3 separate regions of the Mus musculus genome follow, and regions 2 and 3 are each linked to region 1. A link is a loop called in an ENCODE intact Hi-C map of the cell type or tissue named here. Cell type or tissue: left cerebral cortex. All regions are shown on one strand.

What was found. Hi-C counts contacts between places; a loop is a spot of excess contacts. Peaks named below come from ENCODE experiments on the same cell type or tissue, not always from the same donor. Only the 100,000 strongest peaks of a DNase experiment are listed, where the experiment ranks them.
Region 2: it touches region 1 in a loop (8-fold over the local background); 3 of 42 quality-filtered maps call a loop at or near these places.
Region 3: a loop joins it to region 1, with 7 times the contacts of the local background. A loop is called at or near these places in 2 of 42 quality-filtered maps.

What each region holds. Positions count from the first base shown.
Region 1 is chr2:13,055,905-13,063,904 of GRCm38, forward strand. No RefSeq gene overlaps it. Among named protein-coding and RNA genes, the nearest start is that of C1ql3, 49 kb to the left of the region's middle. In left cerebral cortex, no CTCF peak of the experiment used is centred here; DNase peaks (open chromatin) are centred at 657, 4,709 and 5,028; H3K27ac peaks cover 529 bases.
Region 2 is chr2:13,195,948-13,203,947 of GRCm38, forward strand. All of the region lies in intron 7 of Rsu1 (Ras suppressor protein 1), which reads right to left. Among named protein-coding and RNA genes, the nearest start is that of Rsu1, 71 kb to the right of the region's middle. In left cerebral cortex, no CTCF peak of the experiment used is centred here; DNase peaks (open chromatin) are centred at 3,974 and 4,658.
Region 3 is chr2:12,771,554-12,779,553 of GRCm38, forward strand. No RefSeq gene overlaps it. Among named protein-coding and RNA genes, the nearest start is that of Pter, 150 kb to the right of the region's middle. In left cerebral cortex, no CTCF peak of the experiment used is centred here; DNase peaks (open chromatin) are centred at 4,176, 5,531, 6,341 and 7,244; H3K27ac peaks cover 2,042 bases.

The DNA of each region.
Region 1 (8,000 bases):
ATGTGCAGGTAACTCTGAAATTCTGTCTCTGAGACCTTCGCATACATTTTTAGAAATGGTACTGCTAGATCATATCAGGCCAGAGTTTTAAGATAAGCTTCCTACCTGACTTGTCCCAGGTGTGTGGATATAACTTTGAAATACTGGTCCCAGGCTTTAGCTGTCTATGATTTCCTTCTTTACATCCACAACTTGTATTGTAGGAATTGAACTCAGGAACTGAACTTATAGATTTAAAGGGGATAGGGGGGTAGGCAGGGGTTGGTAAGATAGCTTAGTGGTTAAGAGTACATACTGCTCCCACATAGTATCTCAGTTTTGATCCCAGCATTTACATTGGATGGTTCTCAGTCATTGAAACTCCAGGTCCAGGGGATCCAATGGCTGCTTCTAGCCTCCTTGGGCTAGAAGGAGAAGCTTGCTTCTTAGTGGAGTTCCTTTATGTATTCAGATATCATTGTTAAGCTGAGGATATTCTTAATGCCAAATTGCACCCAAGCTATATCAAGTACCACATAGAGATATCAGCTCAGATAGTGTCTCTGCTTCTATGATCTCCCTTACACACATAGGTCAACTATTTATAGACAAACTAAACATTCCGAAGGATACATAGATGGGGAGCATGCACATCAGAAGCAGGTTGACAGGGCTGTGGAGGACAATGGGGAGGAGCATCATCATTACACCAAGTACAGAAGTGTGGTGTGAAAATGGGGCCAGGGCTCCATCACACCACTGACTCACTGTGAGCTTCAGCAATCATTCCAACTCATAGTTTTCATCTCTCCATCTGTTAAATGTCACTGGTATCTGTTGGAGAGAGAGTTACCTACTTGCTTATCCAACAAACTCTGGTTGACGTTTTACCTCCATATGTTAGTCCCCGTGTCTAGAACTACAGGTGTAAAAAAAACACTAAAGCTTAGAAACAAGAGGCTTTAATAGGAGGGAGATGTGTCCCTTAATGTGTTAATGATGGCAAGTCACAAGACTTCTAAAAAAATGTGGCTTACTTATCTATAAGACACTATTTTAAGGAACATCTCATGGGAGAAGTTCCTAGGGTCAGTTATCTCAGTGTTTGTTATGCTGATGTTGGTTAAATACCTTTTCTTTCAACTCTGATATGCTCAGCCTGTTGGTGTAAGGTTCAGGTTTGTCCCCATTCATGGATAAAGATGGCAGCCATCATGTCTTAATACTAATAGAGATGACACAACTAAATGTAGGACAGGAGAGACAGCTCACTTGTTAAAGTGCTTGACCTCCTCCAGTTCAGTTCGCTGGGCAAGGCAACACATACTGTCAACCCCAGTGTTGGGGAGGCAGCCTAGCCTACATGGAGCGTTCTGTCTTGAAAGAAAGGTTAGGATGACACTCGAGGTTGACCTCTGCCCTCTGTCTAGATTCTCACTTAAACACACATGTGTTCCTGCACATATGATAAGAGCTGTGAGAATTAGATAAGACACAAGGTGGGATTGACTCTGGTATACAGAACCAGCTCTGTTTATATTAGCTTTAATTAATTTTTTAAGTGTCATGCAGTGTTAACTCATTACAGTGAATTACTTGTGTTTGTTTGCTAGAGGTGCTGTGAGATTCCACCTCACACCTGTCAGAATGGCTAAGATCAAAAATTCAGGTGACAGCAGATGCTGGCAAGGATGTGGAGAAAGAGGAACACTCCTTCATTTTTGGTGGGATTGCAAGCTTGTACAACCACTCTGGAAAGCTGTCTGGCAGTTGTTCCTCAAAAAATTGGACATAGTACTACCAGAGGATCCCGCAATACCTCTCCTGGGCATATATCCAGAAGATGTCCCAACCGGTAAGAAGGACACATGCTCCACTATGTTCATAGCAGCCTTATTTATAATAGCCAGAAGCTGGAAAGAACCCAGATGCCCCTCAACAGAGGAATAGATACAAAAAATGTGGTACATTTACACAATGGAAAAAGAATTCTATTAAAAAGAATGAATTTATGAAATTCCTAGGCAAATGGATGGACCTGGAGGGCATCATCCTGAGTGAGGTAACCCAATCACAAAAGAACTCACATGATATGTACACACTGATAAGTGGATATTAACCCAGAAACTTAGAATACCCAAGGTACAAGATACAATTTGAAAAACACATGAAACTGAAGAAGAATGAAGACCAAAGTGTGGACACTTTGCCCCTTCTTAGAATTGGGAACAAAATACCCATGGAAGGAGTTACAGAGACAAAGTTTGGAGCTGAGACAAAAGGATGGACCATCTAGAGATTGCCATACCTGGGAATCCATCCCATAATCAGCCTCCAAATGCTGACACCATTACATACACTAGCAAGATTTTGCTGAAAGGACCCTGATATAGCTGTCTCTTGTGAGACTATGCCAGGGCCTAGCAAACACAGAAGTGGATGCTCACAGTCAGCTATTGGATGGAACACAGGGCCCCCAATGGCAAAGCTAGAGAAAGTACACAAGGAGCTGGGGGGATCTGCAACCCTATAGGTAGAACAACAATATGAACTAACCAGCAGTCCCCCCCACCCTCCGCCCTGAGCTCATGTCTCTAGCTGCATATGTATCAGAAGATGGCCTAGTCGGCCATCATTGGAAAGAGAGGCCCATTGGACATGCAAACTTTATATGCCTCAGTACAGGGGAATGCCAGGGTCAAGAAGTAGGAGTGGGTGGGTGGGGGACTTTTGGGATAGCATTGGAAATGTAAATGAAATAAATACCTATAAAAAAATCCAAAAAGAAAAGAAAAGAAAATCTTTAAATGCTGAGGAAGTAAAATAACAAATATATTGCCTTGAAACTCTGGAGGCTACAGATCTGAAATCAAGGTGACAGATGTTAGGGCTGGTTTCTTCTGCCAGTTCTGAAGACTCTTCCAATGGAATCTTTGGACATCTCCTTGATATGTTTCTTCACTGTATTTCCTCGGCTGCTCCTACTTTTCTTCTTCCTCCTCTTCCTTCTTCCTCTCTCTCTCTCTCTCTCTCTCTCTCTCTCTCTCTCTCCCCGTCTCTCTCTGTCTCTCTGTCTCTGTCTCTGTCTCTGTCTCTCTCTCTCTCTCTCTCTCTCTCTCACACACACACACACACACACACACACACACACACACACACATTCATAACAATGACCGTAATGTTGGATAGTGACCCGATCCTTTATGATCTCATGAACATGTGACAACCATAATCACCCTATTTCCATTAGGGCCTCATGGTCAAGACATCCATTTATGAATTTTGAGAGATGCCTAGAACTTTAACAACAAAATTTAGTCATGCACTGCCCAACACTGATCACGTATCTTTGTTGACAAATCTTTCCAGAGTGTGAAAGTAAGGAAGGAAATGAAAATCTTGGGCTTCACTGTCTGTGCAATAGCTTTTAGATGTCTCCTACAGGTAGTAAATTCCTTTCTTGTATGCCGGGTGTGGTGGCTCACACCTTTAATCCCAGCACTCAGGAGGCAGAGGCAGGCGGATTTCTGAGTTCGAGGCCAGCCTGGTCTACAAAGTGAGTTCCAGGACAGCCAGGGCTACACAGAGAAACCCTGCCTCGAAAAAACAAAACAAAACAAACAAACAACAACAAAAAACAAATTCCTTTCTTGTACAATGAATGCGGAGTTGGAGGTGACATTTATAAGAGTCACTGGAAGCCTAAACAATCTGCCTGCTTTCAGCTGGAGGTTAATGTCACAGATAAACTCAGAAAACAAAGAACATGAAGAACATGACAAAAACTCCATGATGCTTACGGATGCAAAGCTTTTATAGAAAAACTAGAAATCAATGAAAATGTTAATACCTGCATGTGGAAGTCAGAGAACAGCTCTGAGAGTGAGTCCTGTCCTTCTACCTTCTTTTGTAGGTAGGGTCTCTCTGTGTTTCTACTGCTCCCCAAAGTCTTTCTATAAAGGATGGATTTCTCCGGATTTTGCTTTTGTTGCCCCTCCCCCACCATTTGCTTTCTTGATCTCATTAGCAAAAGGAAAAAAAAATTCCTATTGCATTCGTTTACATTTTGAGCCACCATGGGGGAGAACAGCAGTGCCTACTACCTGGGATCTTGTTCTTGTCTGGAGCCTTTAGGCCAGTGATTATCAACCCTTGGGACACGACCCCTTTGAGTGTTGAATGACACTTTCATAAGGGTCATTTATGACCAAGAGAAAACACAGGGATCTACATTATGATCTATAACAGCATCAACATTATAGTTATGAAATAGCAACAAAAATAATTTAATGGTTGGGGTCATCACAACATGAGGAAGTATATTAAAGGCTCGAAGCACTATGAAAGTTGGGCACTATTGGGCCTTCCTGTGCTTTAGAGAGCATAGCAGAACAATTCATGTCACCTCTCACCAACTCACAGTTTCTCCTAAGTGCAAAAGGGCTTCCTAGATTGTTCAGTCTGCCTGGAGAAGCAATAAGACCATCCCAGACCATCGTGGGACGCTCTTTCACTTACAGCCACAGTCACTCTCTCCTTGTCTTAGAGGGAAGCTGGATGCAAAGAAGACAACCCTGAGTTTCATCACTAGAAGGAGATGAAAACTGAGAAGGGACAAAATAGAAACTGTGCTCCACCACTGCTAATCAGCAGGCATGCTGGCTCCCTTCCTCATGCCAAGCCGAGTTTTCTGTTCTCAGCTCCTCTTACCTCACCCACCAGGCACCAGCTCTCCTTCTGTTTGAGAGCCACAGCATTTTAATTTTGTCAGTTTGAGCCATCCCACCCAAATCCTATGGCACTCGCACAGGGTGGCACCTTCTTTGCACCTACTCCATGGGATGAAGAGCCTGGCACCAGCCCTGACACTCACGATGGCTCTGCCCATACCTGCAGTCACAGGTACAGGTGCAACAGTTAATGTCTGGCTATACTTTCTGAAAGGCAAATGAGATGCATCTCCTTCCTTTTTAATGCTCACCATTAATATTTTTGAAAAGAAAATGGAGAAAACTTTCAGCATCCCCGACAGTGTGTTCCGTGAGTTTCCTGGTGGGAGGTGATGAAGGCATTTTTTAACTGACTAAAAATGGTTAGCCACAACACCATGAAAATATCCCAGAATGTTTTAAAATGAAGGGGAAAAAAATCCTCTGCCATGGAAATAGCAGTTGAGAGGGGATACAGGGGCTGCTGGCAGCTCTGAGTGGCTGATTTTATTTTCTCTAGACCTCTTTAGTGATTTCCATGCCAATTTCCACCTACTTCAAAAAAAAAAAATCTAGCCTCCCAAAGTCCAGAGGGGGGAAAAAGTATGGGCCATTTGTTATTTTGGACACAGATGATTCCAGCGGAGGTAGAACATTAAAATGTTTCAAGAAGCACAGCCTTTGAACTGCCTCTATAGTTCTCATCTGTCACCAACTCTTCCCAGTTGTGAACCCTCTCCATCGAGAGCAGAACCCTTTGGTGGCTCTGTATGCTTCAGTGAGTCCTCCCAGGGTACCTTTTTTAAGTGGTGGGATTTAGCCAAGGCTTGTTACTAATGCTTAACAACTACTTATACCACAGACAGATCTAAGCTTCAAATTATGGCAGACAACACCATTTTAAAATCTTCCACCATTTTCAACTTCCCTGCCTCAAAGATGCCCACTGCTTTGTTCTGTATTACTGGCTGGAGAGGTTGGTGTGAGTGGCAGGGATCAATACCATACTTGTTACCGTGCTTTGAGTCCCTTAAGGGAACAACATCAGATCGTATGTCTGGAGGGCAAAGGCAGCTAAAGGTAATTTGCATACGACAAATGGAAGCGTGAGGGAGATTTCAGCATTACTATCTATTCCTTCAAATAGCACTGGGTGCACTTGTGGCTCTGGTTGTTAACGGCTTGAGCTATTGTATTGACTTGAATTTCAATAGTGAGAGTTTCTGCTACTCTACCCTTTCTCCTAGTCGTTCTCCACTTAGGTCCCCCTGAGGAAGCCTATTCTAGGTCTTCTCCTCCAATCTCTCCACATGCTCTTAGGGAGGACACTCTTCTTTCATTAGCTCAAGATCCCTCTTACTGAGGGATCTCTTGGAGGAGCCTGTAACCTTGACTTGGAAACGGAGGGTGTCAAGAGCTGAAAGAGATAGCAGGGGAAGGAAGGAATGTGAAATTCAGCCCAAACTGGGAGAATAGAAAGGGGGAGAAAACAGTACATTATCTCTTCTAGACTCACAGGTCAGCATTTCCACCTTTGTGCTGGGACTAAATTACAGTGGAATGGCACAGAAGAGCCAAGCACATATGCAAGTTTAGGCACCAGTAGATTCTCTTGGTCTTCTCCCTCACGGTTAGTTTGCCAGGAAGATCTTCTTTGAAATGCACAGGGATTTGATTTATAGAGAACTACTAACTGTGTATTTCTGTTATACTAGCCGAGATGGACCTTTAAAACTCAAACATAGATCTCTGCTGCCTCTGCAATGCATATACAGCCAACCAGATCCATTTTACCAGATCTTATTTTGTTTGTTTGGTTGGTTAGTTGGTTTTGATTTTTCCAGACAGGATTTCTCTGTGTAGCCCTGGTTGTCCTGGAACTCACTCTGTAGACCAGGCTGCCCTAGAACCCAGAAATCCACCTGCCTCTTCCTCCCAAGTGCTGGGATTAAAGGTGTGCACCACCACTGCCAGGCTCAGATCTTGGTTTCATTTGATCATTTCTGAACTGTTTGAGAACAGAAACACACTCCTGTTTGCTTGGGCTTTTTAGTTTGGTTTGCCTGGACAACTAATGGAAGGATTTGTGGGTTTTGCTTTGAGGTGTTATGTGCCTTTCTCCTCCAGCTACCCTCTGTGAGAACCTAAATGAGCCTCTTCTGGAGCGCATCTGAGCTGTCAGGGACTGTTCTTTTTGAGTCGGTTTGAAGTGATGCTGGACATCTGTTCCCTCCATCTAATGCGAGGCTAATTGCTTTACACTATGGCTAAGTAGCCATTATACTACATTCTTGGTCTCTGATGCTTATCTTTGATGACTCTACTCACTCCTCAAATATCAGATTTCCTAAATCATTTAATTCCCCATCAAAAAGAGGGGAGAAGCAGATATTATCTCCTCTCATTTTGGATAAGGAGCTAACAAGACACGGGTGTACAATGATTTATGAGGTTTGGAGGACGGACTACATCTGCAGACATTGAGCTGGATCGTTTCATCGTGTCCTCAAGTATTTTATTTAAATGATCATTGATATCATGCCTGGGCACCTACATTCTTGTCTTGATTGTGTGATTCCTTTGCAGTTTGACTCTTGGATGTGAAGGAATCCCTCTATCTCTTGGAGCTTTTTCTTATCTATCAAAAGAATGAGCTGGACAAGATCTGCAAGAGTTATTCCTCAAGAGTTTCCAGCATCTGGGTTTAATGATGACCTCTGTTGAAGACAATGGGGGACAAGGATGAGGTGGTGGCATTATTTTATTTTCCAAAGTTCTGAATAAAGTGGATTGGCTGAAGAGATAACTTGTCATTATAGACTCTTCATTTACTACGTGGCATAATAATTTGATACCTACTTTCATTTTAGTCTTATTGGACAGTCCTGTTTTTTTGTTTTGTTTTGTTTTTTTGTTTGTTTTTTTTTCTTTTCTTTTTTTAATGTGTCTCTATGTTGTGTGTGGCCGGCCAGAAAGGCACACAAAGGACATTGGATCCTTTGGAGTTGGAGTTGTAGGTAGTTGTGTACTGCCCAACATGGATGTTTGGAGACAACTCTGACCCCTGGAGAAGTAGCAAGAGCTCTTAACTGTTAACTATTTCTCTACCTCCAATAGTTCTGATCTTGTGACAATTGCTTAATGCTGGCACAATGGTGAACACAATCTGTGCCAATTACTCTTTGTGGCGAAATAAGAGTTTATTACTTCTTTAAAAAATTAAGTTCTTTAATTAGGTATTTTCTTCATTTACATTTCAAATGCTATGCCAAAAGTCCCCCAGACCGCCCCCCCCCCAATCCCCTACCCATC
Region 2 (8,000 bases), 140 kb after region 1:
TTTACCCTTCTAGTTAAAGTTCTTCTTTGTGATAACTGGAGACAAAAAAGAAGGAGAAGTTCAAGGGACACTGGCAGCTGTCAGGTTTAAGGTGAGACAGTCAAGGGATGGGGCAGCTAGAAGATAAACTCACGAAAGCAGAGGACAATATACTAGGAGCAGAGGTTCAAAAACAGCTGACTTCTGTTGCACTGTGTGTGTGTGTTTAAATAAGGTTTATACTAATATAACTTATAGGAGATGCAATCAAATATAATGACGATTTTTCTATATCCTCCTTCTTCAGTTAAGAAAGGAGAGGTCATTGAGAGGAAAAAACAAAGTGTCACTTGCCCCTTACCACAAACTATAATGAGCACTCATTGAGTGAAGAAGAATTTAGAACAGAATGAAGGAAAAACACTGGTTCTATCATCTAGCTCCTTGGTGTCTGGACATGATATAAACTGTAATAAAAGTCATGATGGCCTCTCAACGAAGCCTTGGTATGAGAAACAATGCATTGTTCGAGAAGGAAGTCACAGAACAGAAAGGGCACATAGGGTTCCCACAGCAGTATACCAAGACTCTCCATTTTGCTACTAGTCCCAATGCAGAGAATGTATGAAAAGAGATGGGATTGTTGCTTAAGCAACTATGTCATTTGAGTGAAAACTGGAGCTAGTAAATAGGTAACTCATATCAAGGGAGCAATGAAAATGAATGAAATATAGCCCTAGGCAACAGAGTGGGCAATCACAAGTCATAATGCCAACGAGAGAAGACAGATCCCGTGCTGGATGACTTGGTTTCATATGAAATTCAAAACTAGCAAAACCAAAGAATAATACTAAAGGATTAGGTAGACTTTTCCAATGACTGCAAGAGGACCATAAGGCACTTTGCAGGCTCTAAAGTTAGCTTATTTGTTGATCTGTGTCATTATTGCTTTATTGTTCACATGGCAATAATTTCTTATAGGCTCAGTGTGTTTGTGTGTGTGTGTGTGTGTGTGTGTGTGTGTGTGCATGAATGCATGTATGTAAGGAAAAAAGAGGAAGAGAGAATACATAAGTAGACATTAAGACTATATATATGAGAATAAATATCTATGGGCACCTGACTTAAAAGTATAAGCTACCAAGAAGTGAACAAGTCAAGATGGCTTTTGATATTGCTTTAGCAAAATCAACAGCAACACAAGATTTTTATACTCAGACAAATTGTCTCTGAAATAAACCAAGAACAAACATTCTCCAATGTTATGTGTCTTTTCTTTTGGTGTCTTCCAAAATTCATGTTGAAACTCAGCCTCCAATTAAGAGTGAGATCTTAGAGAGGTTATTCAACAGTGAGAGTGGAGTCTCTGAGAAGAGGAGAGTGTGCCCTATTAAAGAGGCTGATTAGAAGCCCTCACCCCTTTTACTCTTCTGCTATCAGCAAAGTTAAGACCTAATAGATTGCTTCACTTGTAATGCAGTAGAAAGCCACCATCTTGGAAGCAGAAAACAGCCCTTAACAGACACCAAACCTGACAATGTTAATCATGGATTTCTTAAGATCCACTGCTGTGAAATAAAAATAAATCTCTGTTCTTTAACTATACTGGCTAGTTTTGTGTCAACTTGACACAGCTGGAGTTATCACAGAGAAAGGAGCTTCAGTTGAGGAAATGCCTACATTAGATACAACTGTAAGACATTTTACCAATTAGTGATCAAGGGGGAAAGGCCCCTTGTGGGTGGGACCATCTCTGGGCTAGTAGTCTTGGTTCTATAAGCGAGCAGGCTGAGCAAGCCAGGGGAAGCAAGCCAGTAAAGAACATCCCTCCATGGCCTCTGCATCAGCTCCTGCTTCTTGACCTGTTTGAGTTCCAGGCCTGACTTCCCTGGTGATAAACAGCAGTATGGAATTGTAAGCTGAATAAACCCTTTCCTCCCCAACTTGCTTCTTGGTCAAGATGTTTGTGCAGGAATAGAAACCCTGACTAAGACATTAACTTATCCAGTCTCAGTCATTTTGTAATAGCAGCAAAAAGTCATCTGTGGTAAAATATATATACATATACAAAATCACAGGATATATAATATTAGCCAATTTAGATAAATCCAGCCAGTTAAACAACAGTCAAAAAGGCCTATGGATCTATTTTGAAAAGTATAGTTTAAAATAAAATTATAACTCAATATTCTAGAATTTCTATCTTTAATGTTTTGGGACTAATATAATAATATTCTTGGTTAAGTAGTAACACTTTAGAAGTTTGTTGGTTTGGTTTTCCTTTCTTAAATTTAGGTCACATTTACTGTTAAATAGTTTATTAGTTTAAATAATATCTACCAGTTGACCATTTTCTGCCTTGACACTTATTAAGTATTGATCAGCAAAATATAAATGTTATTTGGGACGATGGGATATTGAATGAACTACTTTCATCTTTCTGAATTTTCAAATCTATAAAATATTAAACACATATTATTCTATGACAGTAACACAATGTGTTTCCAAACTGATGCAGTGAGTTCAAGAACAGAATCGTCTATCTGCCCCCAGTTCCCACTCCTACTTCTCACCGTGCTTGCTTTGTTATTCTCACTCACTCAAGGCCTGTTCCCCTCACTTAGGGGCTGTGAGCAGTTAATGGGGTGCTGGGGGAGAGGTGCCATTTTCCATAAAATAAATAGTTCCATGGCTGTTCATGCAAGAAACATAACTGAACTTGGTAGGTCAAATGAACAAACGAACAAAACAAAACGAAAAATAAAAACATAAGAAGAGAAAATCTGAACCTGTTGCAAAGAGGTTTCAGTGAGAGAAGAGGGGGGAATGAGAGAGAATACTGGGGTAAAATGCCAAAAACTTGGTGTGTGTGTGTGTGTGTGTGTGTGTACCTGAAGTGTTCAAACAAAACTAAAACAAATAGTTTTCCTTCCTACTTTATAAGAACAGCAACAACCAAACCAAACCAAAGGCAGATAAACAAACAAAACCCCTAGGATATTTAATGGTTAAGTAATCTTTGTCCTCTAGCTCTGTATCCCCTGGAGGGAGTGGAACAAGGTTCCAACCCAAGACAAATCCCCTAATGTCCAAACAAGCTCCACCAGGCAGAGAGGAGCTGTGTGCACACTGCTTTACAAACAAGATGACATCCTCTGGTACCTGAAGGTGTTTTCTTATTATTGAACCAGCTCTTTGAACTCCACAATGTTTTCTCTAACACTGCATCCCCAGATAATGAGGAAGGAGTTTCAAGCAGCTAATTGACAGCCTCCCTTACAACACAGGGCTTTCTCAGAGACCCCAACCAGGCAGGGAGCACTCGGGCCCCTCCTCTTTTACCTGCAATGACAGCTGTCTAGGACTTGAGAGTCTAGTCACATGGGTAGAAAGTGAAGACGTTCCACCTGGCTGCACATTTTGATATAATTATTTGGCCCTGATATTTTGGGTGCAGGTGAGTAGATATATATCCACCCAGAGCATATGATTCAACTTTTCTGCTAAACTGAAAACAAACACCCTACTTTTTCTAAGGTTTTAAACAAAAAACAAACATTGTTTCTGGCCAATTGAAGTTCAGATATAAACCAACAGGAATGTCGTTTTCCTTGGCAACAGCACAGAGCTGTTTAGGGGTGGACTGCAGCTAAGCTCAGGTAAGCCACATGGGTCACATCACATACCAATGGTGTTGAAACATCCAAGTTGGCTCCTCTAAAAACCTAGTAAATATCATCAGGCCATGAGTTTGGCCCTAATTTCCAGGAGTCATGAAGGAAGCATCGTCACATTTCTGCCTGTGGCTCCATCCTGGGAACACACATGGACACCTCCTGTGGTGCTTTGAGTAAACAGTGAAGCAGTAAAGTAAGAATTTTAAAACAGTATTCAAGACACCCCCTAGCCAAACCCTGTCGTGCTAATGACTTCTACTTTTAGATGACAAGTCGTGCTATTTAAACAACCACATTTTGCTGCAAGACAGCCTTCAGGAGCAGGTACCAAGGCAACCAGCCTGATGCTGGGCTTTGGGGAGCTGTGGAGAGCTGGGGAGGAAGGACACACTGAGAAGGTTCCAAATCGCCACCACAAACTCAAAGAATTATACAAAGGAAAACGAAGAACTGGACTTCGTTCAACATCCATCTGGCATCCTTGCGAGGAGTGAAATAGCTCAGGGCCCCCTTCTTTAACCAATTTCACATTTCAGAACGGCATGGAAGGAAGATCCAAAGCCACTCAAAAAGATGATTTGAAAATGATTTCTGTGGTTGACATTTTGGTGATATTTCTGGACATGACATCTTTGGTTGATGACTTAGGTATAGAATATGGAGTTAGTAATCCTTGTAACCTACTCCTGCAAGAAAAGCTACATGCAAGACATTGCTGCTGTCAAAATACGTCACCAGAGACTCATATATCAAAATAGTTTTGTGTCAAAAGCTATTAATCATAATATCAATATATAGAATGAGGAAGGCAAGCAATATAAATTTCATTTCTTCCCAATATGAATAATAAAAATCTGTCATATGTACATCTACATTCTGACTCAAACCCAGAATGGAATCTCAGCAGAAATATGATCCCGAGGCAGCACGGTGCAGAAGTCCAGCCTGCCCAACCGCCCAAGCAGAGGGTGAGGCACGGACCCACCACGTGGAGAAAGCCGTGAGCAAGCATCATGCTGCTGAGGTGGTGACACCTTCATGCTAGCTCAGTGACGCTGACTTAATCTCCAGAAGTGCAAGAACTAGCTTTCAGCTTTCGTTGTTGCTGTTGTTGTTGGCTTGGTTTGGTTTGGTTTGGTTTGGCCACTGGATTCAGACAGTCTGCTATAGCAGCACAAGGAACTGATACAGTCCTACATAGGCTTTTGCAAAGAATCACAGTATCCCTTTCCACTGGTTAAGCTGGTCCATGCTTTAAGGAACTATTGAAAAAAAAATCTCTGCTAGATGCTGCCACCTATTTCAAAAGGTGGAGTAAAATGAATTTATTCTCACATTGGTACAGAAACTATGCAAATACACAGGCTTTGACACTTACAGGAAGCTATGAAATATTATTAGTGATAATCCCTAAAAGATACTTCCAAATCATTGTCCTGATATCCTTCAACTTGCATAACTGTGGCTTACATGGCTGTTGGTTTTCTCTGACGAGATTGAGAAGTTAATGGATGGTTGAGAAGTTGGTTCAGTGGTAAAGGTTTGTCCATGTAAGCCTGGGGTTGTGAACTCAGAGCCCCAGAACCCTTGTAAGACCTGGCTAACCCTACTGCTGGATGATGGCAGACGCGGGAATCCCTCAAGCCCTGGAAGCTGGTTCAAATGAATCGATGAAGTTCAGGTTCACTGAGAGACGCTGTTTCTAAACAGTCGGGTAGACAGAAAGGGAGTTAGAGTCAAGGTTGACCTCTGGCCACCACACAGACACATGAATGGGCGCCTGCATGCATGCATGGACACAAACACACAGACAACAGACAGACAGGCAGGCAGGCAGACAGAGAGACAGACAGGGAAGGGAGAGGGAGGGTGAGTGGATGGATGAAGTCCACACCAGCTCCTGACACTAGAGAAGTAGGTAGTGAACAAATGCACGCTGGGCAGCAGAGAAAAGCCCCCTGCATGCCATTGGCTCTTTATGATCCCATTCCTGGCCATAATATTCAGAAAGAAGGTATTTAAGGCACTGAATATTGTTATGCATACCTATAATTCCAATCCTCAGAAGGTGGCGGCAGGCTTAGAATTAGATGTTAGCTGGGACTACAAGGTGACTATCATAGCTTGGGCTACATTGTGACCACCACACCTAGGGACTATCTAGCAGGACTTTGCATCAAAAAGCAACAATGAAAACCGAAAGACAGGAAACCTTTGGAACCATTAGAAAGCTTTAAACTAGGATATGAGTGAGTTGTGGCTTCTTTCTTCTTCCTTGGGGCCTTAGCTCATTGCTTACAACAAACATAGTTTACTAAGATAGCTCTAGTAATCCCATCTTCTCCTCACCACCATGCACTCTGCATAGGGGGTCTGGTTTAGTTGTGAATATTCCCTTGGCCAACGGGTCACTGGAAATATGAAGTATGCAATAAGTTGGCAAAATCCTGGATATATGAGTACAAATAGCTTGTGCACACAAGATGTAACTTGTGACAAGTCCTGAAGGGACCATCACATGAACCCTGCAAAGTAAGAGGACTCTGGAATGAGTATGGTATTTTCACCCACCAAAACCAATGTAAGTGTACAGATGGACAAGAAAGATGATCCTAGATCATCCATTTTATTTTCTGCTGGGATATAATATATTATAGGCTGGACAACTTCTAACAAAGATACATGCTTTGGGCACCATTCTGGAAGCTAGGAAGGACTGTATCAAGATGTAGGTGTGTAGTGGGGCCTTCCTGCCTTATCATTACAGGGTACTGCACAGTGAGAGAGCAAGGATACCTACTGCTCTTTCTTCTTCTCTTCTTCCTCTTCCTCCTCCTCCTCTCTCCTCCTCTCCTTCCTTTTTCTCCTTTTTCCTTTCCTTTTCCTCTTCCTCTCTTCTCTTTTTCTTCATAAAGTCTATAATCCATCCTAGTGATTCTTACCTACATGATCTCATCCAACTGGACGTATTGCTCATGGGCTCCATTTCAAAAGGCACCAGCACGACTTGAAAGCTTTTGTTTTCCTATCACATGAATTTTGGGGGAACGCATTCACAGTCAGAGCACTCTTCTGTCACTCAGGCCCCCTAGCTGACCAGATTTCACAAAAGAGCCAAGGAAATAACACCCAAGAAAGTTCTACCTAGTAGAAGTAGACATGAACATAAAAAGCTGTGGTCGACATTATGGCTAAGAACTGACACTGAGCAATGGAATAGGCAAGAAAATACACACATTTGTAATAAATTGGTGTTCAAAGAGCTGTTAAAGAAATAATACATACCAGAAAGTTTCATACATACACACACACACACACACACACACACACACACACACACACCTCTCCCTAGAGAGCTATAGAGAGTTAATAATTGATAGGAAAAGGAGTCATATTCAGTGGTAGCCACTAGTTAATTGCCCATGGTCAACTAAATAGCCTCTCACCTCCCACCTATGATCATGCAAGCAGGCATCATCCTGTAATGACTCTTCTGGGAGCACAGAAAGTGAGGAATAATATTTTTTTGGATGTCAAGTTGGGTAGGTCATTTTCTGCATCCTCTTATAATAAATTACAGCTCGCTGAGTCTTTGGGATAGCAGTTGCTTTCACTTGAGTCAGTCAACTGAAATGACCAAGCAGTGAACCTCTAACACTGACCACTGATCTTGCTAATTGCATGCGCCACTACAATTGCTTCTGTGGTTTCCACTCAGCAGGCTCGGTTAACACTGTTTCAATTGCTAAATGGCCAGAACATACTCAGTGACAGATTTCGTGTTTCAACAGCAATTTATATAACTGACGGCCACCGGTTGTTGTAGTGAATTGTGATTTATTTGCCTCACTGTGTAGCACATAACCTTTTAAATGCAAGAGGAAAAGCCAACTTCTTTTGAAAGCGTAATGTATGACCATCTTCTACTTTACCCTGTGAACTGGGTTTGAAAGAGAAGGGGTCAAGTGAGTGATGTAGTTTCCTTTCTGTGGCTCTCCCCTCAGTACAATGAGTTTATGTATGGGGCTTCTATTACTTAATCTTCATTTGCATACTGCATATGAATCCATAGGAAACATGAGAGACTTACAAGCGGAGCAGTAAGCCAACAGTTGGCTAAACAAACCTAAAATAAAAAGTTAACACAGGACTGTTTAGGGGACAAATGTTATACTGAAGACTCCATGGGTAATTACAGAGTACCTTAATAGTTTCCAATTTATATATAAAGCTTCCTAGGTGGAAATGTAACCCTAGTTTCATGGGTTTCTCAACAGAATCAACATCTTCTGACAAGTTACAATAATGCCTTACAATATAGCAGTAGCTGTAATAATTAAAGGG
Region 3 (8,000 bases), 280 kb before region 1:
GTTTCCATTTTCTATAAAGAGAGGTTTCTTTGAGGAGGGGTGGTAGCCACATTCATTTGTGGGTACAAGGGTAAGATTTAGGAGGTAGTAAGTAAGGGGTTATGTTGGTCTAATAAAGTTATTGTAGTAGATTCTTTTCTAAGGTTTATGACCTTACTCACTCAGGAAAGTTTGCAGTTCCAGGCACGATTGGTCTGTTATTTCATTAGAGTTTCAAAAGAAAACTTACTGTCTCTTCTCCCTTTCTCTTATATTCCAACATCATTTTTATAAATATTCTGCTGTAAGCATTGTTGCATATGCTCTAGTATCTTGTAAATATGCTACTGTTTGATTCTCTAGGGTTGTTTTATGGATTTATTCTTGAATTTTTTAGTTATCTTTAAGTTATTTAAAATTAAAATATGGGTGTCATATACCTATCCGTTCTTAATTTCTATGCATTACTTTATAGTAATAAAGAACATGTTTGGCATTAAATTCTTTTATATTGTCGAGACTTTACTGTTAATACTGTGAATACACTGGTTGGTTGGTTATCATAAATATTCCTTGAAAATACTATGTATTAAGTTTGTGTAGTGTTTTAAATGAAAATGGCCTCCATACACCTATAGGGAGTGGCACTGTTAAGAGGTATGGCCTTGTTAAAGTGGATAGGGTCTTGTTGGGGGAAGTTTGTCACTAGTATTGAGGTTTCAGATGTTCAAACTAAGCTCAGTGTTATTATCTATTCATGCTGCCTGCCAATCTGGATGTAGAATTCTCAGTTACTTCTCCAACATCTTGACTGCCTGCATGCTGCCAAGCGTCTTACCCTAACCCTTCCTTCCACTACATCAGCTTTCAATGTCCTTAAGTATGTGTTCCACTTCTCTAATTCTCTCTAAAGCTACATCAACTTACATTTTGAGGATTTTTGTTTACTGTCTCTATTTAATGCCTAGTCTTCTGGGTGTGTTCTTTATTTGAATATCTTTTGTTTGTCTGTTTTTCATTAAGTATTCTTTCATGATTTAATATTTCAAATACCTTAGAGCTCTTTTTTGAGTCTCTTTCAGATCTTTGTCTTATCTCAAGTTTTTAAAATAACTTTCTTCTTTTGTTTTCAAACAAGGAAACTTTGTCAGAAAGAGTATCAGTTTCTTTTGAACAATTTCTATAGAGTTATCCCAGAAGAGTGGGTTTATCTTCATTTTTGCTGGCTGACTTGTGTTCTAAGTTAGCTTGAACTAATATGTCACTAGAAATTCAAACCATAGGAATGTGTATGTGTGTGTGTGTGTGTGTGTGTGTGTGTGTGTGTGTGTATTCTATGACTCCCAGAGCTTTCTTCCTCCTTTATCATTATAGCACTAAGATCTTTATCCAATCAAGATTCTTTTTATAGTTCCTGACCTACAAAATTACATTGTATCCAGCTCATTGCTGCGGTAGGCTTAAGTCAACATCTTTTCTTGTGGTTTGAATGAGAAATGTCCCAAAGGCTTATATGTGTGAACACTTAGTCTCTAGTTACTGGCAACTCTTGGGAAGATTATGGAAACCTTAGGAGGTGGAAGCTTACAGGGGAAAGTTAAGTCACCAGGGGAAGCCTTGAGGCTTTATTGCCCAGATCTACTTCTCGATGCTGATGCAATATGACTAGCTACTGTTCTTGCCACTATACCTTCTCAGCCATGCTGGATTGTATCCCTTTTGAACTGTAACCTAGAATATACCCTTTGCCCTTTAAGTTGCTTTTTCTAGGTCCAGATATAACACATAAAATATATCTCTGTTTTGTTATTAAACCTCATGTCCTAATCTCATCAATATCTAAATACAATCTATGAATCACTGAAGATCTCCCAGTATATGAATCTACCAGCCTGATTACCATTTCCCAACTTCTGACATTTGAAAGCACCACATTATTTTTATTGAATAAGATATGTTTTTATTTTATAAAATTTATTATTTTGTACATTTTTATTAATATAATTACACCACTTTTACCTTCATTTTATTTTTCCTAATACTTCTTATTTTATAGAATGGAGCTGCTGTTATTCAGTTTTATTCCATTTCTACGTGCTTAGAAAAAGAGCACAATGGGCATTAGCTCACTTACTTTCTAATAAACTGTACTGGCTGTGAAAGCAAGAGCACCTGAATTCAAATTTCCACATAAAAGCCAGGCACAGCCATGTGTGCCCAGAATTCCATGATTGGAGACAGAGTCAGGTAGATCCTGCAAGCTGTCTATCAAGCATCATAGATGGAAGGAATGATTCAGATTCCCCGAGAGTCCTTGTTTTAAAAGGTAATATGGAACATGACAAGGAAGATCCCATCATCCTCTAGAGTCCACATAATTGCCTATGGGTACACACACCTGCAGATGCACACACACACACACACACACACACACACACACACACATATATATATACATACCACACCATACACACATCATATTAGGCTTTCAATTTTATCACTACCTTATAATTAGCCTTATCATTATGCTATATCATGACTATAACTTTGTATTTTTAATTGTTCCATAGCATTCCAGTACAACATTTCAGTACAGAGCATTTCATGTAATGAGATATTTTTTCCAACCACATTTTAAACCATAAGTAGTATGGTATGGTTTGTTTGTTTGTTTGTTTGCTTTTAGAAACCAGTGGCATGGTTCAAAGGACATGTCTAACATCCATGAGGACCTGGGTTCAATTCTCTGGTACTATCAACAGAACAGAACAAAAACAAAAATGTGTTTTATTGCATAAAGGATGGAAAAATACATATTTCTTTATGTCTAGTATTTTTTCATCTTCCTATAATGTTGACATATTTGTCACAAAGTGAGATCATAAATGATACCTGCCTACTTTTGCTTTCCATAATTTCCTCTATACTGACCCATATTGTTCAAGGTAGAAATTCTTTAAAGACTGTATGTATGTATGTATGTATTTATGAATCTGTCTGTCTATCTATCTATCTATCTATCTATGTATCTATCTGAAATATTTCCACTATCCATATATTTAGTTTTCCCCTATTTGCTAATTTTAATGAATGCTTAGGTTTATTATTTTAAATAGTGCTTAAATAAATATGGATGTCTCTTATCCATACCAATTTTGATGCCCCTGATTATATATCCAGAAGTAGGATTTTTGAGTATTATAGTAATAGTACTTTTGGGTTATTATTTTTTTTAAAGAGAGGCCTCTGTACTATTTAACTGTTTTATGTGGTTGGGTACTTATGTTGGATTCATAAGTATTTGTGTAAGTAACAACATGACAAATTCTTTTAAACAAATCTTGTAGCTCTTATGTTATTGCTGATTTAGAGTTGACTTACAGAAATGGGACAGTCAATTCAAAGTTGTAAGCAAATGGACGAGGCTTGCTACTTATTGTTAATGACATTGCTTTCTAAACTTATATTACAAATGCCTAAAATTTCTCCCAAAGAGCACAAAGGACCAGCTTTATATCTATCTTTATAAATACCTAAAAAATTTTGTCTTTTTTTCAAGTTTTGCGAAAATGGTGGGCAAAATGTCTGACCTAAGTGCTTAAATTTGCATTTCCTTAATAACAGATTTCATGTTATAGGTTCATTCTCTTGTGGTCTGTATATTCATGCCTCATTACTATTTCACTATTGGGTATTTCTGTTAGATTCTTTATTTGAAAAGAAATTTGGAAAACATGCATGATGGAAAATTAATGATATTCTAAGTTATGAGTGGCTTTTTTTTCCGGTTTTGTTGAGATGAGCTCTCAGGTAGAGAGAATTGGTCTTGAACTAGCTATGTAGCTGACCCTGGCCCTGAACTCCTGGTTCTTCGCACTGCTCAAGTTCTGGGAGTGCTTTATTGATATAGAATCTGTGGTTCCCTTAGAAAAACAGGGCAAATTTATATTGACTGAAGCTTTCCCACATACCAGATAAATAAGTGTGTGCTGACTTCCTTCTGTTCACACTCAACCAACAGGCTGTATGTCGATGGATGAAGCCTGTAATACTGGGAGCTCCGTGAAAAGCAATACAATCCCCACTGGTTTTTCTCCATGATTGTTAGCAAGCAAAATAGGCTGCTATGGCACTCGCTGCCTGGACCTCTGTGGTTTATTTCTTCCACCTGGTTCTTTGGAGAGTTTTATCGCACACAAATGGCATTCTCTGAGCCATCACCATGGAAACCCAAGGATTCCTATACTACTTCTGTAGAATGTAGCCTATCTAAACTAGAGGATGGAATTCACATCTCATAGTTCCTGTCTCACAGTAACTTTGACCATCATGTCAGTGGGAATGGGTATTTGAAGTCCTTTCTTGTATAGGGGAAAATTTCACCTGCCTGTTAAGAAGTCCTCCATGTTCTTATTTGATTGTTTGGGGTTTTACATTGTTGGCACTGCAGACTGAATGCACAGCTTTGGAAATTCCTGGCAAACACTTTCCTACTGAGATATATTACCAATTCGTTCATGTACACACACACACACACACACACACACACACACACACACACACACACACACAGTTTTTATTGTTAATTATGTATCTGCATGTATGTGTGTAGGTACCTGCAGAGGCAAGGAGATAGCACTGGATATCCCTGGAGTTGGAGATAAAGGTGTTCATGATCTTCCTTAAATGAGGCTTAAAACAAAACCTGGGCTCTCTGCAGAGTACTTGCACTCTCCCTGACTGAGTCATTTATCTAGCCCATATATTTTATGTTTTATTAAGTCTCTCAGGCTAGCCTCGAACTTGCAACCCTCATTCCTTTGCTTTTCAAGTAGTGGAGACTGCAGTACTATGTCTAGTGACCTCTAAAGACATTCAGTGTGCACTCAAATTTGAGAATTATGGAGCAGGGTGGGGGAGAGGGTATAGGGGGCTTTGGGGGTAGCATTTGAAATGTAAATGAAGACAATATCTAATTTAAAAATTCAAAAACATGAGAATTATGGAGTGAGACCTCATAATTCAGAGACCTCAGCTTCTAATCTGTGTTCTTACTCTAATTCAGCAACCAGAGGAAAGTTACCCACTCAAAGTTGTTTACTCTCTGTACCTCAACTTCCCTGTTTACAATGTATTAGAGGCCAAAGAATCTTCAAAAGTGATTTAAGGCTCAATCCAAATTATTTTGTAATAGGTTTCAAGTTATTTTTGATTTTGTCATTAAAAATAAACTGTGGGCCATAGGAGAGCCTCGACCTCCAACAAACAGCATGTTCTTCAATAGAAGCAATCAATGGAACTAGGAATAATTGAAAACAAATGCATGAATTCTGGAGACAATCCAGAGATGGCTGACTGCATTTGAAGCCTGCAATATGTCTATGGGCAAAGACTTGAGATTCCTCCTTCTTCTGCGTCTGTCATCTGTCTGTCTGTCTTGCCCTGTTTCAAGATGAAAAAGACTGGCTTCTGCCTGCATGTGGTTCACCCAGCTCCTTTTCTTCATCTGGCTCATTTGATCTTAATTACCGGGCTGCTTCTTGCCTCACAGCCGCTTGTTTAAGGAACATATGGCAGGAGGTGCTGATCACAGGCAGCAGACAATGTGTTACTAAAAGGAGAAGAAATTTTCCTTTACATAAGAAGCCATATGTGGTCCAAATTTATCCATACTGTATTACTGCTCTGTGTATTTAAAAAAAAAAAACTTCTCTGGTATTTCACAGGTATTGGTTTCAAACTCTTGTATATTTGATAAAGACCTGCTAAACATTGGCTGGGATTTTTTTTTTTTTTTAGTTTGTCTTATAATACTCTTGGATCCTTTGTTCACATCAGCAACAGTGGGATACAACATCTACTGCCTCCTCTTGATTCACCCCCTTAGAGTACCCTCAGATCTTTGGTCTCAGTGGGTGTTGTCAAGGTGCTCTTTCCTTGAAAGCAGTCTAACTGCCAAAGTCCCCACACTTCTGCTGCACAAGGTGGGAGAACAGACTATTCCTTCCCCAGGTCCTGACTCTTTGTCCCTCTCAATGAGACAGGGAGTCTCTGGAGCTTTACTCTTCAACACCTCAGAAAACACCTGCATAGCATCAAAGCTATGGATCATGGCCGACTGCCAGCCATCTGGCTGTGGCCCTCTACAAATCTCCTTCAATGCACTTCCCCTTTAAAGTCTTGTCTCGAAATCCTCTTTCACTCTCACCCAGCTTCATTTGCTTTCCACCACCTCTGGCCATTGGGCCTTTCAGAGAAAGCATTAGACACAAGGACTGCTGAGTTTCCTTCTGGCTTACAGCAGCTCTGCCTTGCCATCATCCTCAGAGCTGAGTATTTCCTACTGTGGCACCTACAAGATCTAATTGCTTGGCATGCTGCTTCTGACATCACGGTCTGTTGCCATGGAAAGTGCCTCCAATTCAGTAGGATGACTTATCTGCCAGAAGGAGAGGATGCTTAAGAGGAAGACATTTGTTTAAGCATAAATATCTTTGATATTTAGCAAAGAGGCAAGAGACACTGTAGAGGACAACAGAGGAAGCAAGAATTCCAATTTTCATGCTTCTTGGCTCTCAGGGCTCCTCTTAGGTACAAGCCAGGTGTTCAACTTTCTTTAGGTCTTCACATCATGTAAGAACGTCAAGGTGATTGTTACTTTAGCTCTGGGGTTCACTGGGAATAGTGTCAGTGCTTGGAAGTGCTCAGAGTTCAAAAAGCAGAGCATCATTTAAAATATTACATCAACTTCTTGATGTTTCTATCAAATAATTCTCTGGGTAGAAAGATGAGCAGTCGTCATTCTAAATAGAATTGCTCATCTCAGAGAAGTGATATCAATGAAGGTGGTTTACAGATAATTCAAGCTAGTTTTCCCCTTGTATATTTCTGATAAGACCAGCATCCCCATATTTGCTCCTTCAAATTCCTCTAATAATGTCTACTGTTGAATTGATGGGGTTTCCATGAACAGCCTTGCCAAAACTCCAAATCCATTCTCATTACCTAGATGCAACAATGCCATGGCAGTTGACAACATTGTATCTGGAAAATTGTTAAGAGTTATGGTTTTCTCCATTTGGTAGCTTGTAATTTGGTACTTAGAATTCTAGGCAAGACAGCAAATTTGAATAAATGTGTCTACATATCCTAGACACAACTTTTCTCAAATCATCTTAAAATGGAATGTTTAAAAAGAAGACAAAACTATCTCATATGCTTGGTCCTGGACACTCTAGATCTGCAAAGAAAGTTCGAGAAACTTATGCAAATAGAGCAGTATGGGGGCCTGGGGCCATCTGGTCACAGATTGCTTATGTGCAAAGTTAGAAGCCCTTAAGTTGGTCAGACAGAAGAAACTAAGCAAAGAATTTCTGATCTTTCTCTTGGTGTGTTAGGGTTTCTACTGCTTTGAAGAAACACCATTACTAAAAGCTACCTGGGGAGGAAAGAGTATATTTGCCCTATATATCCAGATTCATGGTATACCAGGAAAGCCAAGGCAAGACCTCAAACTGGGCAGGAATCTGGAGGCAGGAGATGATGCAGGAGCCATGAATGAATGCTTCTTACTGCCTTGCTCTTTGTGTCTTGCTTTATTAAAAGCCCAGGATCACCAGCGCAGGAGTGTCCCCATCCACAATGAGCTAGGTCTTCTCACATCAGTCACGAATTACAGAAATGCTCTCCAAGCTTGCCTATATCCCAATCTTCATTTTCTCATCTGGGCTTCCTTCTGTAGTTTATATGAAGTTGACATAAACTAGCTAGCACACTTAGTCTTATCAGACCTGAGAAACAGGTACCAGGCACCAGAGTGTATGTTCCTTTTAGGGACTGGAAGTAATGAACACTTGATTCTCATTGGCAATATAATATCTCCTACTAGAAGCTTAGAGGCCTGAAAGAGTTGAGCAGAATGGACAAGCACTGTCAGTTACTATGTTTAATGTAGAAAAAAATGCATTGCATGAGAGAGAACTGCTGGTTGAGACCTTATGGTGGTCTTACTCACTTTCCTA